Regions from separate parts of the Homo sapiens genome. Here regions 1, 3 and 4 are each linked to region 2. A link is a contact called in ENCODE Hi-C or POLR2A ChIA-PET data. All regions are on one chromosome and are shown on one strand. The core of a region is the stretch at or near the end of the contact, and the rest is flanking DNA. Distances in the headings are between cores, read along the strand shown. Region 1 holds the start of FLJ32255 (a long non-coding RNA gene). Region 2 holds the start of PTGER4 (prostaglandin E receptor 4). Region 3 holds the start of ZNF131 (zinc finger protein 131). Region 4 holds the start of C5orf34-AS1 (C5orf34 antisense RNA 1).

The links. Hi-C counts contacts between places; a loop is a spot of excess contacts on that map. ChIA-PET counts read pairs that join two places held with the same protein, here RNA polymerase II (POLR2A). Pooled maps may share reads with other maps.
Region 1: a loop to region 2 is called in a map of naive thymus-derived CD4-positive, alpha-beta T cell, with 4 times the contacts of the local background. The contact joins the promoter of FLJ32255 here to the promoter of PTGER4 in region 2. A Hi-C loop is called at or near these places in 1 of 168 maps with a recorded cell type or tissue (naive thymus-derived CD4-positive, alpha-beta T cell) and 8 of 50 pooled maps. POLR2A ChIA-PET finds 5 or more read pairs at or near these places in 2 of 52 experiments (PC-9 and WTC11).
Region 3: a map of ovary shows a loop between it and region 2 (20-fold over the local background). The contact joins the promoter of ZNF131 here to the promoter of PTGER4 in region 2. A Hi-C loop is called at or near these places in 2 of 168 maps with a recorded cell type or tissue (naive thymus-derived CD4-positive, alpha-beta T cell and ovary) and 9 of 50 pooled maps.
Region 4: a loop to region 2 is called in a pooled map, with 10 times the contacts of the local background. The contact joins the promoter of C5orf34-AS1 here to the promoter of PTGER4 in region 2. A Hi-C loop is called at or near these places in 4 of 50 pooled maps. POLR2A ChIA-PET finds 5 or more read pairs at or near these places in 3 of 52 experiments (T-cell, activated CD8-positive, alpha-beta memory T cell and naive thymus-derived CD8-positive, alpha-beta T cell).

Annotation. Positions count from the first base shown.
Region 1 is chr5:42,991,920-42,994,619 of GRCh38, forward strand. FLJ32255 (a long non-coding RNA gene) reads right to left here and starts at 1,414. Exons shown (of 2, transcript NR_104643.1): 1 at 1-1,414. It overlaps LOC105374746 (a long non-coding RNA gene), which reads left to right and starts at 356. Exons shown (of 3, transcript XR_007058755.1): 1 at 356-2,700. RefSeq lists enhancers at 1-38, 379-588, 889-1,018, 1,288-1,582.
Region 2 is chr5:40,678,615-40,681,314 of GRCh38, forward strand. PTGER4 (prostaglandin E receptor 4) reads left to right here and starts at 1,301. Exons shown (of 3, transcript NM_000958.3): 1 at 1,301-1,864; 2 at 2,337-2,700. The coding sequence starts at 2,380. RefSeq lists a silencer at 964-1,183 and an enhancer at 2,319-2,700.
Region 3 is chr5:43,119,552-43,122,251 of GRCh38, forward strand. ZNF131 (zinc finger protein 131) reads left to right here and starts at 1,363. Exons shown (of 7, transcript NM_001330707.2): 1 at 1,363-1,572; 2 at 2,488-2,626. The coding sequence starts at 2,503. RefSeq lists enhancers at 1,025-1,084, 1,882-2,450, 2,451-2,700 and silencers at 1,265-1,614, 2,045-2,304.
Region 4 is chr5:43,482,530-43,485,229 of GRCh38, forward strand. It overlaps C5orf34-AS1 (C5orf34 antisense RNA 1), which reads left to right and starts at 1,390. Exons shown (of 3, transcript XR_007058763.1): 1 at 1,390-1,472. It overlaps TMEM267 (transmembrane protein 267), which reads right to left and starts at 1,336. Exons shown (of 3, transcript NM_022483.5): 1 at 1,293-1,336. RefSeq lists a silencer at 1,191-1,421 and enhancers at 1,367-2,210, 1,476-1,665.

The sequences.
Region 1 (2,700 bases), core at 164-2,663, 2.3 Mb after region 2:
AGTTCCACCCAACGGCCAGTCGATCCGTCGCAGCGACTCTCTTTTCCCTGAACGGAGGGTTTATGGCTGACACCTCCACTTGTTTCTCAGAGCCGGGGCTGACTGCCGGCTGCATCTTTGAATGGCGACCAAAAAAGACATGCATTTGTCTGGCAAAGTCGCTGGCGTTCGCCTGGTGCCCGCGCTTGCCGGGTCCTAGAGCAGCCAGATTTTCACACCAGCGAGTCCAGCGCCCAGCGCCACTCCGCCTTCGGATCACCGGTTTCTCACATCCGCAGCAGCACTGGCCTGACAGTTTTCCGGTTGCGACAGCGCTAGTTGAGCCAAACAAAACGTTTTCCTGCTTGCTCTGGGCGTCCCATTCTCCATCCGAGGCCTTCTAGTCCCGGTGTCACTGTCGCAGCACCTGGCGTTCGTTAGCTCTTTCACCAGCGGCGCGGAGCGGGCGGTTTTGCTGTCACGGCACATGTGGCACGGAGTTTCTCGGTGGCCGAAACCCTCTTTTTTCTCAGAGTCCAGTTTCTTGGTGACAGCGCTGTTGGTTGCGCCATAAGGAATGTTGTCCTTGACAACCCGCCGGCCGCAGTCATTCGCAAGCTCCAGGCACCGACATTTCGCAGAACTGAGGTCTCTCGGTCTCAGCACAGCTCGTTGCTCGATGCCTCCATTTTCTCGGGGCGACAGCACTCAGGTCGCCGATCTGAGGGATTCGGAGCTTCCCCAGCTGGGGTGAGCCTGGCGTTCCCGGGCGGCGGCGGCGGCGCTGGGCTAGGGGAGCCCGCCGCTCCTCCAAGCCGGTGACAGGGGAGCTGCCCGGGCGCCGTCTCTTCCCAGCGCCGCCGCAGAACCCGCAGAACAGCTCGACCTCCAGAACCCTGTGCTGTGGCGGCGGGGCTGGCGTGTCTGTCGCAGGACCCCGCAGATTCGTCTGTCGTTGGCTTGTTGGTCCTAACAAGTTTCGATTTCAGGGTGCCTGCGTTTCTTTTTCTTTTCTCTTCTTTTCCTTTTGTTTTGTTTTGAGACAGAGTCTCGCCGTGTCGCCCAGCCTGGAGTGCAGTGGCGCGATCTTGGCTCACTGCAACCTCCGCACCCCAGGTTCAAGGGATTCTACTGCCTCAGCCTCCTGAGTAGCTGGGATTACAGGCGCTCGCCACCACGCCCGGATAATTTTTGTATTTTTACTAGAGGCGGTGTTTCATCATATTGACCAGGCTGGTCTCGAACTCCTAACCTCAATAATCTGCCCGCCTCGGCCTCCCAAACTGCCAGGATTACAGCATGAGCCGCTGCGCCCAGCCGGTGACTACGATTTCTATCCCCTGGTTCAAGTCGGGGAATAGCCAAAATGTGATTTCTCAACCCAAGCAAGTACCCACTTAGGACAAACACCAGCCTAGCCCTGGCGGCGATTTCTAGGTCGTAGGAAGTCGATGTTTCGCCACAGAAAGGCTGAGTGACCCTGTGACTCATTTCCCAGCAACTCCGGGTTTCCTGTAGCCTAATCATAACAAACGCAGAGTTAGCCCTGCCTCAAGTTTCTTTTTTCTTTTTCTTTTTTTTTTTTTTTTTTTTTTTTTTTTTGAGACAGAGTTTCTTTCGTCCAGGCTAGAATGCAGTGGCGCCATCTCGGCGATCTCGGCTCACTGCAACCTCCACCTCCCGGGTTCAAGTGATTCTCCTGCCTCAGCCTCCCAAATAGCTGGGATTATAGGCGCCCGCCACCACACCCGGCTAATTTTTGTATTTTTAGTAGAGACGGGGTTTTGCCACATTAGCCAGACTGGTCTCAAACTCCCGACCTCAGATGATCCACCCGCCTTGGCCTCCCAAAGCCTCAAGTTTCTAAGTCGTGGCAAGTTCCGGCTTCCTACTAGTACGGCTTGCTTTAGCTGCGCAGGAGATGTTCAACTCCTGTAGAAATCTGTGTACCAGCGAATGCGATTCATTTAGGTTTAGCGATGACCAGTTTAGCAGTGCCTGGGAGCTCTTACACCAAGGCTAGCTGCGCAACATCAAGTCCCGCCTTAGCTATGTTGGTGTTTTTTAAACTCCCATGGAAGTCAGGAAATGCCGGCAAAAGCGATTTCTGGTTTACGAAGCTCGGTTTGACGATAGCAATTTCCGCCGAACGCGACTTTTTCCTCTTGTGGACCAAGTCGGGATATATCAGCTACTACGATTTTTTAGTCGTAAACAGGTTTAACCATGACTGGGTTTTGTTGGTTTCTTGTTGTTGTTGTTGTTTGTTTTTGTTTTTGTCCTAAGAAATGTAGACTTAGGTGTAACATGTACCGGTTTAGATCTAACAGGGATATCCTAATCACAGAATTGCTTCTTTTGGCAATACTTGTAATTTCTGCTTTGTAGGGTTGGTTCTCTCTAATTTTTGCTTATTTTTAAATGCTCTTTTTGTGTCTTTTGCTCTGAGAACAATGCTACCGGTAGTTTCCAGTGTGTTTGCTTTGCCTTTTTATTTGAATTTTAGAATTTATTATTTTAAAATTTTATCTTATTTAAATGTTATTCATTTTTCTTCTACTAATTTTGAGTATCACAGCTTCGTACTCCTTGACTTGCATTCTCTCAGGAGCTGGGGAGCCAAGCTCGGTCTCCGCTTCGGTGGTTTCAGGTCCCGGGTTCTGTCTGGCGGCTCTGCTTCTAATGCGGAGCTGGCGGTTTTGCAGCAACGCTTTTGCCAGT
Region 2 (2,700 bases), core at 51-2,550:
CATTTAAGAAATGGGTACCTGCTTATCACATAAAAGAATCCAGTTATTTACTTACCCTGTGAGGAGACATAATATGTTAGAATGCTTGTACACTGCAGATGGGAAGAGGTTTTTCCAGGAATTTAAATTGTGCAATAAGGCCACACAATCTTACTTAAAAAAAATGGTGAAGGGGTTTTAATTACACCATGAAGTTTTACAATTTTTTAGGTTTTTAGTTCTGGTTTTAGAAAACAGAGTAGAAGGATTACAGAGAAAAACTTCACCATTAGACAAGAAGTCAAAATGATTCTAAGGGCCGCGCAAACAGGCTTTTCCAAGAATTAATCATGAGGTGGTGCTTGGAGAATTCCTTTACTCCAGTGACTTTGAAACCCCCTTCTCACTCTCCACTAGTCTTTCAAAGGATTCATGGTGAATTGGGTCTAACGAGTATAACACGGCCGGCCGAAGGCATGAAGCTCACGCTACCCTTTCAGGGCGGAGAAGTTCCCAGGAGGAAGAATGGAGAAAAAGATCGCAGTTAGGCAGTCCTCCCAACCTCACCAAGGCTCCACCTCTCTCCAAAGCCGCAAGGCTCTGCCACCTGCGCCGGGAGAGGCTGCAATCACTGTCTCCTCCTCTTTCTTTCTCTTTTTTTTTTTTCTTTTTTGCCTGGGGTGCCCGACCAAGCGCAGCCCGCAGTCTGGGCACTGCCAACTGACTCCAACTCCTTTTATGGTGAGAGGATGGATTCTTCGTTATTTCCCCGCCCAATCTGGTACCCACCCACCCACCCACCTACCACGTCCGCTGGGCGCACCCAAGTCTAACCCCGGGGCGCACGCGCTAGCGCAGACACCGTATTTCTTCTCCTTTCTCGGCCAACCCTAGGTAGAATCCTAAAACAACTGCCCTCTCTTCCACGATCTAGATGTTGCGGCCCGCGGACAGGAGGTTCAAGAAATAGTACACTCCGAGCGGCAGGCAGCGAGGCGGAAACGGTCGCCGGTTTCAGTGGTGGCCCCACTGGAAGCCGAGTTCAGGAGCGGCTAAGCGGTCGCCGGGGAAAGCACCGGGGCTTCCCAGGGTCCCCTCCGAGTTCCCACTCCGCACCTCCGAGGGCGTGAAAACCACGGGAGCCGCCCCACCCCGCGCGCCCAGCCCCGCCCCAGCCCAGACACCGCCCCCCGCCAGTCTTCCCTGCGGCGCCCAGGGAGGACGCGCTCCGCCCCCTTCCAATCCGGCCAATGGGCGCCCGGGCAGCGCGCGGTTTGCCTCCGCCTCCGCCAGGGAAACTTGGAGGAGGAGAAAAGTTTGTACAGAGGGTGGAAAGGCGAGAGCGGAGCTCCAAGCCCGGCAGCCCGAGAGGAAGATGAACAGCCCCAGGCCAGAGCCTCTGGCAGAGTGGACCCCGAGCCGCCCCCAGGTAGCCAGGAGCGGCCTCAGCGGCAGCCGCAAACTCCAGTAGCCGCCCGTGCTGCCCGTGGCTGGGGCGGAGGGCAGCCAGAGCTGGGGACCAAGGCTCCGCGCCACCTGCGCGCACAGCCTCACACCTGAACGCTGTCCTCCCGCAGACGAGACCGGCGGGCACTGCAAAGCTGGGACTCGTCTTTGAAGGAAAAAAAATAGCGAGTAAGAAATCCAGCACCATTCTTCACTGACCCATCCCGCTGCACCTCTTGTTTCCCAAGTTTTTGAAAGCTGGCAACTCTGACCTCGGTGTCCAAAAATCGACAGCCACTGAGACCGGCTTTGAGAAGCCGAAGATTTGGCAGTTTCCAGACTGAGCAGGACAAGGTGAAAGCAGGTTGGAGGCGGGTCCAGGACATCTGAGGGCTGACCCTGGGGGCTCGTGAGGCTGCCACCGCTGCTGCCGCTACAGGTGAGATGGCGTTGGGCTGACGTTGGGGTCAACGGGTAGAGAACGCAGGGATGCGGCCCTCGCCGAAGAGAGCCAAGAAGGGAAGAGCGCGCTCTCCAAATTGCTTTTGTAACTTGTTTTCAGTGAGCATTTTATTGATTCAGAATCTATCGAGAATAGCACTAGCGAGCTACTTTTCCCTTGAGATGGGTCTTATTCATCTTGGCAATGGAGTGAGTTGGATTGTGGGGAGGAAGAGGAATGGGAAAATCAGTTTATAAATATTAATGTCAGCAAGAGTGTGCTGTTGGCAGGACGTATCGCGAGCCTGGAGATTTTGGTGGCCGCAGTTGGTAAGTGGCTACAATCCAGAAAGTAGGATCGAGTTGCTCCCCTTGTCTTATCAGTGTATCGTTTCTCGGGCGCGGGTCTAACACCTTACAAGTGGTAATTTCCGCTCACGGCAGCTTTGTCTCTCTTCTACCATCCCCAGACCCAGCCTTGCACTCCAAGGCTGCGCACCGCCAGCCACTATCATGTCCACTCCCGGGGTCAATTCGTCCGCCTCCTTGAGCCCCGACCGGCTGAACAGCCCAGTGACCATCCCGGCGGTGATGTTCATCTTCGGGGTGGTGGGCAACCTGGTGGCCATCGTGGTGCTGTGCAAGTCGCGCAAGGAGCAGAAGGAGACGACCTTCTACACGCTGGTATGTGGGCTGGCTGTCACCGACCTGTTGGGCACTTTGTTGGTGAGCCCGGTGACCATCGCCACGTACATGAAGGGCCAATGGCCCGGGGGCCAGCCGCTGTGCGAGTACAGCACCTTCATTCTGCTCTTCTTCAGCCTGTCCGGCCTC
Region 3 (2,700 bases), core at 113-2,612, 2.4 Mb after region 2:
CAGCCTATCTCTAGATTCTGACCAGCTCTCTAATTCCATTTTCCCCCATGGTTTCATCTACATTACTAACAGTCTCCCAGTTGATCTCTATTCCTAGCAGCTTGTCCCATTTAATCTGTTCTCCATATTGGGGCTAGAATTATCTCTTTAAAAAGTACATCTTAGGATGTCACCATGCGGCAAGGCTTCCCCTTGCAAAAAGAAAATCTGACATCTTCAACACTTTTTATAAGGCACCCTTGTGCGTCTATCCAGCAACATTGTTTCAGTTTCCTGAATGCTATAATCTTGGTGCCTTTGCATGTGCTATACTTTTGGCTAAGAACACTTAGACTTCACATCACTTAAAAACATTTTTTGTTTTAATACAGATGGGGTCTCGCTATGTGCCCAGGCTGGCCTCAAACTCCTGGGCTGAACTCCTCCTCCCCAACTCGGCCTCCCAAAGTGCTGGGATTACAAGCGTGAGCCACCGCGCCCGCCCACATCTCTTCTTACAGGTCAACTGGCTTTCCTTGACACCCAGTTACTTCGTTCTTCAGGTGTTGCAAAACTCATCAGCAAGCACCTAGGCAATTACTGTTCAAAATATCTATGCAGTCTACTAGACTTAAGATTCAGAAAGGCAGAAACCACATATACCTTGTTCACAGCTGGACTTCTCAGTGTCTAGTACTAGGATTCTCAATACATATCTGTTGAAGTTATGATGACATTATTACCATATAGCTATTTGAGTTCCTCCGTAATCCCAATTCTCAAGTTCTTTGAGAGAAAAAAATAAGTAAATCTCAATTATAGAATTATCCTCAAAATGTATTTATATATAATATTTCTTTGGAGGAATTAAGGAAGCAGTCACATGCAGCTGACTGTGGGTCACTGGACTTTTTTTTTTTTTTGAGACGTTGTCTCGCTCTGTCGCCCAGGCTGGAATGCAGTGGCACTACCTCAGCTCACTACAACCTCCACCTCCCCGCTTCAAGCTATTCTCCTGCCTCAGCCTCCCGAATAGCTGGGATTACAGGCGCCCACCACCATTCCCGGCTAATTTTTGTATTTTTAGTAGAGACGGGGTTTCGCCATGTTGCCCAGGCTGGTTTCGAACTCCTGACCTCATGTGCTCCACCCGCCCAGGCCTCTCAAAGTGTTGGGATTACAGGCATGAGCCACCGCGCCGGCCTGGACTCTTTAAAGGAGTGGGGAAGGCCTGCACTAACGGGATCCGGTGTAAATAATTCTGAGCAGCTCCAGGTCCTGAGCCCAGCAAGCACGTGCTGCGGCAGGGCGCGGGGAGGGCGCGCTTCGCGGAGGAAGATTCCGGGCGGCCCGAACGTGCTCGCGCCCGTAGCTGCCGCTGCCGGGGCCGCGGCCGCCCGGGTGCCCAACCGAACGCACGTGCGCCAGCGGGGCCCGAGCAGAAGGGGAGCCCCGGCTCTCACGAAGAAAATGGAGGGCGACCCACGGGTTAGGGGTCAGGAAAGGCGTGGGGCGCATTATGCCCTGGGAGGGGAAAGCACGGAACAAGAGGCTCTGAGGGACGGAGAGGAAGGAGGGCGACCCACGAGCTAGGTAAGGCGGGCCAACCCAGGTCTCGGAAGGAAGGGGGCGGGGCAGGACGGGGCGGGAGGGGCCGCGCAGTAGCTGGGCTGTGAGGACGGTTGGCGAGTTCATTCCGGGCTCGGGTCGGGAAGTGTCCGCCCCTGGAGTCAAGCTGGGGAGGGTGAGAGGTTGAAGGGCAATGACTTAGGTTCCCAGCTTCTGGCCCTGCCAGGCTCTGCAGTAGCCCAAGCCCACCGCTGCCCGGTTTCTTCTCAGAGAGCAAGCCCTCGCCCTTCGTGAGCGCCAAATCCCCGCGCTCGGCCCCGCCCATCCACTGAGGGGTGTGGGTAGGGGCGTGGCCCGTTCCCTTGCTGGTCGGCGCCCGGAAGGCGTCCGCGTCAGCCGGAGCTCGACGCGGTGACGGTGTGCGTCGACGTAAGTGACGCGCAAGCCTGGGCCGCTCCTCCTTCCCTCAGTGAGTGCCGGCCCGGTCGGGGCGGGGGAGAAGAGGGAGGGCGGGGGAGGGAGAGGCGACCCGAGAGTCGTTGTGGGTCGCGGGCCGGACCGGGTCCCGGGGCGGTGGGAGCCCCGGCCGGGCAGAAGGGCTTGGCGGGCCGTTAGAGGACCGCCACGGCTGTCGAGTCCCCTCCCTTGTTGGACTTGCGCGCCCTGGCGCTCGGAACCTCCGGCGCTGTGCCCACCCCGCTCTAGCTCGCGTCTCCCGACTCCAATTAGGTCAGGCTCGGAGTCCCGCGGCCGCGGCTCCGGTCTCAACGCTCCGGGGCCGCTCGGCTCGCCTTTCTTCCCTCGCCTTTCTCTCCTCTTGCTTCACCCTCCCCCCTTCTTTTCACGTTGCTGGTTTTTTTTGTTGTTGTTTTATGCTTTAGGGGTTTTGTTCCTCGGCTCGAGCTCATGGGTGTACATTATCATGCTCTTCTTTTGTAGAGCAGCCCGACGGCCATGGAGGCTGAAGAGACGATGGAATGCCTTCAGGAGTTCCCTGAACATCATAAAATGATCCTCGACCGATTGAATGAACAGCGAGAGCAGGACCGGTTTACTGACATCACCCTAATTGTCGACGGTGGGTAGGGCAGTGGGCAGAGGAGCGAATTTTTGGCTTCAGTTTTTTTCTGTCCTTCGGACACCCGCCTTTTT
Region 4 (2,700 bases), core at 140-2,639, 2.8 Mb after region 2:
TTTTAAACTTGTCATGTTTAAAAATCCAGTGTGCTCAAGGTATTTAATAAATATTCCATTTTACTAATACAAGAGATAATCACATAATAAATCCGCAGCCTATGAACTAAAGATACTGTTTGGGATAGCTTCTCTGACATAACTGACATATTATAAATTCCTCCCTATGACTCGCAGAAGCCATTTTCTGCAATGGCCAAACTTTGTCACACCCCATCCCCCTTATAGCAAATACCACTAACTTTGGGGCCTTCAGAGTATACATAACAGTACTTTTCTCCTTCCTGAATTCCACAAACATATAATTAGCTGGTCACTTTAATTATACGCTATCATGTATTGTTTGCTAATAATCTCTTAGACATTATTTCTGTCAAAACAAATAAGAGCTGATACATTCTCTAAGTAAGTGTCATCTGTTTTAACTTTCCCTCTTCCCCACCAACCTTACACATTATATGCAAAAACCCAAGGTCAAAACACGGTCCAAATTCCAGAAACCGCCTTTATTATGCTTTACCAGTAAGTCTTCTTCACTGAACTGTAGTTGCTGTAAACTTAATATATTTAATTTCTTTAATGGAAAAATATCAAAAGCAGATGCCAAATCTGATGCAACTAACTGACAAAGGAAACACAAATCTTGCTTACTTTCACTGAAACTTTTTATAGCCATCAGATGTCTGCACTTAAAATGTTTAGTTCCTATGCCCATTACGAATAAAACAAAATTCTGTATTTCAACATGTTTCAAGCCTCAGAAGTTCCCAGACATCCTTTTCTGAGTCTGGTGTGATGCAATAATTTTTCAAATGTCATTTAAAAAAATGGGCCAGGCTGCAGGGAAAGGACCATGTCACACTCTCAGCATTCAAGCCTCAAAGGCTCCGGGGCACGAAAGGCTCTTACAACCGGTTAAGGACGGCAATGGGCTCCTTCGGCACGACTCCCGGAACCCCACCCTGGGCCAGAAAAAGGCCAGGGGCGCGGAGCGTAGGCGGAGGGCTGGGGTTCTAGGGATCTAGAAAAAGCGCGAAGCCGGAGGGCGGCGCCAGGGCTCCTCGCAGACCCCAGGGCCGCGGGACGGTGCCGGCTCGTGGGTCACACGCACCCAGGAGGCTCCTGGCTCCCGCGTGGCGGCTGTTCCAGCACGCCCTCCGACCCGCAACCGGACCCTCCAGACATCAGACTCAGTGGTCCCCCACCTCCGGTCTCCCACCTCAGGACGCAGTTCCGCGGCGTCCACCCGGCCCCCTCCCCTCAGTCCCACGCAGCGGCTCAGCCATACCCACCCCGGCTTCTCTGAGTTCAATCCAGCAGCAGCTCGAGCAGCGGCTCCGCCCCTCGGTCGGAGCCATAGAGACGTCGGCTGCCGGCCAGAGTGGCCTCAGACCGCAGCGTCGGCCGAGAGGACGCCGGGATACTGGCCAGCTCCAAGTCGAAAGGAAGCGACGCATGAGTTGTTTGGTGCGGTGGGTAGATACCTCGAGTTTCTCCTCGCCCACCGTAGGCCCCGACCCCTAAAAAGGAAACTTTTGGGACGTCAGAGTGAGAGGAGAAAAGTGTCTTTTTAGTTTAGTTTTGTCAAACCTGAGGATTCGTTTTTCAGTTTAGCCGGAGCTGTGCCGCAAACGTAGCTGCCGACATCCCCACGACGCACCCAAGTGGTGGCCCGGAAGCTGGGGATAGAAAAGTGGCCTCCCCGAATGCCAGGCACACAGGCCTTACTACCAGAAGCTTGAGCTGGGAGCCTCGGCCGTCGCATCTCTAAGGTGCAGCGATACGGCCAACTTCCTTCCGCGAAGCCCTCAGGGTGGGCAACGGAGCTTTTCACCAGACTGAGGGACCGGGCGACCTGGCCGACCGGCGGCTCCTCACCGCCCCCTTGGGGATTTCTTGATAATTCTTTGCCACGATGCGGGCGGATGTTGTGGAGCTACTGTTTGTAGATCGCAGTAGCGTGACAGCACTTAATCATGACTACTAAATCCTCAGAAGTCGAAAAAGCAAGTCCATACAGAATAGTTTGACCCTAATTAAATTGCGCTTACAAGATACAGTTTGTTTACTGGGACTTTGGCTAGGTCCCATCCCGTCTCTGCCTCAGAGTGGTGGTTGCTCTTAGCACCAAGGAAATACCAGCTTGACATTTGACTCTAGGAAGCACAGGCCCAAAAGAAGAGGCCCAAGGAGGGACATTCTTCTTTCCCTTTCCTACCTACAGTTTCTCAAACCAAGTGTCAGATGGAAAGCAAGGGGTGGTATCATCGTAATTATACAGTTGACCATAGAAAATAAATTTCAATCTCAAAGTAAACTCCTAGGCCACCCCCAGAATCTTAGAGTTTCTCAATCATAGAACTCATTTCTTGTCACAGTCTTGGTTCTTAGCCAATGTAAAACACCCAACTGACAGGGAAAATTAAACACCTTTTAACTCCCACACACCTTAAATGAGAATTTAAAGTATCTTTCAGCAAATGTATTTATAATTTTGAGTGCTTTTAGCCATGTTAAGGACAAATTTTCTCCTTCTGAATGCAGTAATAATTTGGCATTACCCTTTTGGCAGTGTGGTACAAAGTCTTATAATCTAGGCTTTATGGAGCTATTGAGGAACAACATAGATGGCTTCATGCAAACCCAAACAATGTAATAGTAGTTCTTTTCTCTGTAGTCGGTCTACTGCCTGTAGATGTT